Regions from separate parts of the Mus musculus genome. Here region 2 is linked to region 1. Evidence: chromatin loops called from intact Hi-C (ENCODE). Cell type or tissue: heart. All regions are shown on one strand. Links, peaks and the distances in the headings refer to the core of each region. The heading gives the core; the rest is flanking DNA.

What was found. Hi-C counts contacts between places; a loop is a spot of excess contacts. Peaks named below come from ENCODE experiments on the same cell type or tissue, not always from the same donor. Only the 100,000 strongest peaks of a DNase experiment are listed, where the experiment ranks them.
Region 2: a loop joins it to region 1, with 4 times the contacts of the local background. A loop is called at or near these places in 2 of 42 quality-filtered maps.

What each region holds. Positions count from the first base shown.
Region 1 is chr12:100,951,161-100,954,061 of GRCm38, forward strand. It overlaps Ccdc88c (coiled-coil domain containing 88C), which reads right to left. Exons shown (of 30, transcript NM_026681.5): 12 at 2,127-2,271. Among named protein-coding and RNA genes, the nearest start is that of A630072L19Rik, 15 kb to the left of the region's middle. In heart, for the core only: CTCF peaks have their summits at 1,176 (motif pointing right), 1,540 and 1,747; DNase peaks (open chromatin) are centred at 1,231 and 1,531; H3K27ac peaks cover 300 bases; H3K27me3 peaks cover 1,389 bases.
Region 2 is chr12:101,082,631-101,085,531 of GRCm38, forward strand. It overlaps Ppp4r3a (protein phosphatase 4 regulatory subunit 3A), which reads right to left and starts at 1,072. Exons shown (of 15, transcript NM_211355.2): 1 at 99-1,072. The coding sequence starts at 240. It overlaps D130020L05Rik (RIKEN cDNA D130020L05 gene), which reads left to right. Exons shown (of 2, transcript NR_038050.1): 1 at 1-1,869. In heart, for the core only: no CTCF peak of the experiment used is centred there; DNase peaks (open chromatin) are centred at 281 and 1,081; H3K4me3 peaks cover 2,065 bases; H3K27ac peaks cover 1,872 bases.

The sequences.
Region 1 (2,901 bases), core at 163-2,662:
GGACACAGAGGACAAGTTGTAGGAGTTGCCTCTCTTCCTAGGCATCGAATTCAGGTTATCAGGCTTGGCAGCACACAGCTTTACCTGCTGAGCTGTCTCACTGGCCTCATGTTCGGCATTTTTAAAGGTTCACCACCACGGCACTAGGGACATGCACGGCTTGGCCACCATCAGCAGGGTCCATCTTTCTCATTCTTCCATACCGAGACTTGGGACAGAATAATATTCACGTTCCTACAGCTTAACAACGGTACCAATAGCAAGTGGCTTGCCACTAACTAAAGCAAGCTCCACGCTGAGCACAAAGGCTTACTCATCAGACCACCCAGCAACCAAGACTCACAACAACATAAATGAGGCCAGGTAAGGCTAAAGCCTGTCTCCTCACATGTCCACTCGGCATGATGATGCAAGCTACAGTTTAAGGGCTTGGTATCACTCCAGGTTACTCGGCTAACAAGCACGAAACCTGCTCCTTAGGCCAGGCCTTTCCAAGTCTTTCTGAGAGGCCATAGGCGCTGCTCAGTGGTAAGGGGTGCGCTCAGTATGTTCGAGGCACTGACTTCAATCCTCCATCCAAGAAGAACAATCTGAAACATTAGAGGCAGGCACAGCTCAACCCTAGCTATTCAGGAGAATGGGGCAGGAGATCACCTGAGCCCAGGAGTTTGAAGCCTGTCTGGGCAGCATAGTGAGACTAACCAACACTATCATTAAGAATAAGTCACTAGCCCAGAGAGACGGCTCAGCAGTTAGGAGCACTGGCTGTTCTTGAGGACCTGCGTTCAGTTCGCAACACTCACATGGCAGCTCATAGTCGTAGCTCCAGTTCCAAGAGATCCAAGACCCTCTAGACTATATACGTGGCCAAAACAAACACATAAGTCATGTGACCAGTGAGTCAAAAGGCATGGATGTCACACAACCTGATGACCTGGGTCTGAGCCCAGCACCACATGGTGAAGGAAGAACCAATTCCCACAAATTCTCCTGACTTCCGCATACGCATACACATATAAATAAATGAAATTTTATAACAATAATAATAGAATAAATAAAACATGTCCATGTCTGAACCTTAACGGGTTCATAAACTATACCAAGCAGTGTGAACTGTTCGGGCCTTTGAAGCAGGCCCTGAGGGTGTGAACTGCTTCTCCAGCCCACCAGGGGGCAGACTTGAAACTTCACAGGAGAGACAATGCTTTTCCCACCCGGTGTGGCTCCCAGTCGCCTCACTCAGCTCAGTACACAGGCACCAAAGCAGACACAACTCAGTGTCCACAGACACAAGTTAACTCAATCCTTTCAAGTTCAGAGCTGGTAAGAGCACTGGAAGAAATAACCTTGGCAGTATTCTCAGGGACCTTTTATCAGCATCTTTCAAACCTACAATAAGCCAACCGCCCCCACCGGCTCTCTAAAGTGCTAAGTCAACACTAACTTGCCATCGGGTGCATGGGAAAGGTGAACAAGGCTATTTTCAAACACAGGAATTGGCTTATTGTTTGTTGGGCTCTGGAGCTTCCTGCTGCAGTGCTGACTGGGGTCCCACACCCTTCCCATAATGGACACCTTATCTCAGGGTACCAGCAGAGGGCAGCAGCACTTGCCAGGAAGGAGGACTCCCCCCCCCCCCCCCCCCAGCAGGGAAGATCCATAAAGAGCCTGGGACTGGGGAGCAGCCGCCACCACTTAGCATTGCCACCAGGGAGATGGGATAAGCAGCAGCCATCCTGCCCAATTATGTAAATGAACAGCGCAAATAATGTCCGGGGTACATTTATAATAAGGATTAGTGACCACTGGGGACACTTCCTGGTGTCAGGGCTTTCTGTCATCGCGAAGAGAGCTGTGATCTGGAAGCTCCTGAGAGTGCATATGGGAAACCAAGAAATCCCAACACTTCATTTGTAGTTTACTTCCAGACATTGGGGCTGCCAGGCCACTTACATTTCCCCTGGGGAGAGCTATAATGAAACAGCTCCAAATGGCACTTGAGGAAATCACATTTAGTTGTGTAAATGTGGGTGGGTTGCTAGGAAGACTCGGAGCCAAAGGCTCAGCTCCGGGGTAAGCAGCAGTGGCTGAGACGGGGCTGGACCCCGGGCACAGGCGCTGCCTACCGTCGGACAAGTCTGCGTTCTTGGACAGCTGCTCCAGTTCCCAGCCAAGGTGGGCCGACTCTTTCATGCTCTGCTTCTGAGCCATCTCCAGAACCATGTATTCTTCCAGCAGCTTCTCAATTTGTTTCTTGTCTGCATCCCGATCCTAGGGCAGAAAGAGGGAAAAGTGTGAGGACGGGTCTGACTGGCCTCAGACGCGCAGTATCTCCTCTCTCCTCTGCAGGTGACAGCATGCTTCCTGCCAGACAGAGAGAGAGCTATAACATTTCTACTTAGGTCAAGAAGGAAGTCCTGGAGCCGGGCGTGGTGGCACACGCCTTTAATCCCAGCACTTGGGAGGCAGAGGCAGGTGGATTTCTGAGTTCGAGGCCAGCCTGGTCTACAGAGTGAGTTCCAGGACAGCCAGGGCTATACAGAGACACCCTGTCTCAAAAAACCAAAAAAAAAAAAAAGGAAGTCTGAGGTCTCAGTGAACACTCTCTGAGCATAGGGACACAAGGAACACTGTGCTGAGACAGGCGCTCTGGTGATGGGTACTTGTTGGTTCTAAGTAGGTCTCTGCAGCTTCAAGTGCTGTGATAGGTATGGCATGCCAATGCTCAACATGAGAGCCACTGAGGACCCCTTGAAAAGGACACACCTGTGTTCACCCTTGCAGAAGAGTGGTTACTTTTGCAGAGGCAACATAAAAGTCAGGTCCCACAAGTGTCAAGGACAGTTAAGTGCCCACTCAAGCCACTGAGATAGTAGGTGCTTCTTTCAGTCAACAAGCTGC
Region 2 (2,901 bases), core at 85-2,584, 130 kb after region 1:
TCCACCGGACTTGGGTACCCCGTGGCGTTCCCGTCCGCACTCCCGCCGTCCCAGTCCGAGCGCCACTGCTCTGAGAGGGGCCAGTGAGGGTCACTTACCGTCGCTCTCCGCCCTGACGAGCAGGGACATGCCCTTCAGCCTCTCCACGTAGCCGGAGGACACATGGCCAGTACCCCGGTCGTCCCACTGCCGGTCCTCGTTGAGCGTGTAGACCTTCACCCGCCGTCGGGTGTCGGTCATCGTGCCGGCCGGGGGCCCCGCCCGAGTGGCCCAGGGACAGTGTCCAGAAAAGGCGGGCGGCCGCAAACGGGGAACTCCGGGACCTCAGTGCCACCGCTGGCCGCCGCGGAGCTGCGCCGCCGCTCGCATGGCCCGCTCCCGGGTCCGAGCCCCGGGCCGCCGCCTTCTCTCGTCTCCTTCTCCCCGGCGCTATTGTCCAGGCCGAGCGAGCGCGGCCGCCCAGCAGCCCCGACAGGGAACGCGCAGCACTACGCAGCCTACCGGCCCGCCGTTCCAACGAGGTGCGGCTCGGTTCACAGACCCGCTCCGGCCTCCACCATGACCTCCGCAGAGCCGCTTTCCCGCGCCGCCGCCTCCTCAGGCCGCCGCCGCCATGTTTTCCTCCCTTGTACCTGGCCCAGCCGCTGCAGCAGGAAGCCCCGCTCCGCTCCTCCCGCTTAAAGCATCCGAAGCCGGTGAGGTAGCACTTCCCGGGAGACTCCGAACGCCTCTGGCCACCCGAGAACCCCTGGCTCTTCTTAGAAGCCGCCTTCCCTACTCCGCCGCCTCTTCCGTCTTCCTCACAGAGCCAAAGCCGCCGCCATCTTGGCTCGCCCCTCAAAAGCGGCGCGCGGGGCCACCTAGGCAGTAGCGGCAGGGGCGGCCCGCAAGCCCCACCACTTAAAGCGACAAGACGGGAGCCGGCAGCTTCGCTCCGGCCGAGGCCTTGCACCGAGGCGGGCGCGGAGCTGCGGGGGTGGCGGGAGCGGAGGAGGCGGGACGCGAGTCGCGCCGGTGACGGACCGGGACTCCCTCGCGCTGCCCTGCGCGTACTGTCGTGCAAGCGCGGGCTGCGTGTGCGTCCGTCGCACTTTGAATTCGTCATCACCTCGGCTCCGGGCGGGGAAGGGGTGTGGAGTCTGTTGGCGGCTTCTGGAGCCAGACTGGACTCTGATCCCGGAGCTCGTCCTTTCCCGTGCGAGCCTTCTCCGGACGCTTTAGGGAGGACCTTTGCAGTCGGCCCTGGGGGCGCGGGCTGCTGGCGTCCTCCTCGTCCTCCCCCCGCCCTCCTCCTCCTCCTCCTCTTCTTCCCTTGGCCTGAAATAGAGAAGTTTCTGAGAGAGGACCGTTTGGACCGCGAGGTTGGCGGGATGCAGTGAGGCACGCAATGGCCGGGCAAGTCTAAAACCCTCGACGCGGTGTTCACGCGTGGCACTGCTCCCCGGGATCATTCTGAGCACTCACCTCACAATAATCAGCGGTTATCTCCCTTTCTCTGTCGGTTATCAAAGCTGATCGTCTGTAGCCCTAGGCTGGTTTGTTTGTTTTTTTAAACAAAATAACAAAACACATCTTGAAGGGCTTGCAAAGATAAATGCCGTACTGTATGAATAAGATGAAATTCTTTGTTTTTTTGTTTTTTTTGAAACACAGCCTCACAATGTTGCTCTGACTGGCTGAAGCAACGTATGCGAGAAGCTGGGATCTTTCTTAACCCACACCAGAGACAAGTGCTCGCAAAGACATACCTGAAATCATTCACCAACAAAACTCGGAAGCATGTAAAAACAAAGCAGTTGCTGTTTCTAAATACCAGAATGCAATCCTTTCAAGCATCTAGATGGAGCCCATGAGCTCCAAGCAGAGCAGGTTAGCAGTATGGCCCTCTATGCTGATTATTTTATAGCAATGCTTCTAACCTTCCTAAAATGCTCTGACTCTTTTATAACACAGTTTCTCTTGTTGTGGTGACCCCTCCCTCACTATAAAATCATTTTGTTGCTACTTCGTAACTGTAATATGCAGGATATCTGCTGTGTCCCGTGTTTGACCGCCAAGGGATCGAGACCCACATGTTGAGAACCACCTTTTTAAAGGCCCTTGGAGACTGACTAGCAGAGCTTACACAGTGAATAGTTTCTTATCTGCCTTGACTCTTTACCCATCAAAGAAGAAACTGTTGCTTTCATCCCTCTGAAACTGTTTTGCTGGAGTACAGAACCCAATAGAACACACCTAGCCAGTCTCAGTATTTTGTCTCCTGGCTTATTCTGATGATGGAAATCATTTACAAACTATTTTGTGTCTTCCAGAGCTTTCCTAAATTGCTATGATCCGGGTCTTCCTCTCCTCTATAAAGTGTCCTTTAGAGACTTTGAATCAGGGTACACCAGGATTTGTACTTCTCAGAATTTCAGAATTGCCAGCTTGTGTTTGGGAACAAGTACTGTGAGGAAATAATTTATTTGGCGTATACTTCTAGGTCACAGTCCATTGCTGAGGGAAATCAGGGCAGGAACTCAAAGCAGGAGCCTGAAGCAGAAACCATGGAGGAATGTTGCCTGTTGGCTTGCTCCCCTCATACTTAGTTTTTTTTTATAAAGTCCAGGACAACCTTACTCAGGGAATATTGCCACCTGCCATGGGCTGGGTGCTCCTACGTCAACTAACAAGCCCCCCCCCCCCCAGACATCCCCAATATCCCCACAGGGCAGTGACCTTAGCAGCTCCTCAACCAAATGTTTTCTCTCAGATGACACCAGGCTGTGTCAATTTGACAAAGCAAAGCAGGGCACATGGGATCTGTTTAGTTAGAGGAATGTGAAGCAATCTTGCCTTCTCTCCCAGTGCACACAACCAACCCTAGATTATTTGCAGACCAGAAGTTCACCTGTGGGGCGA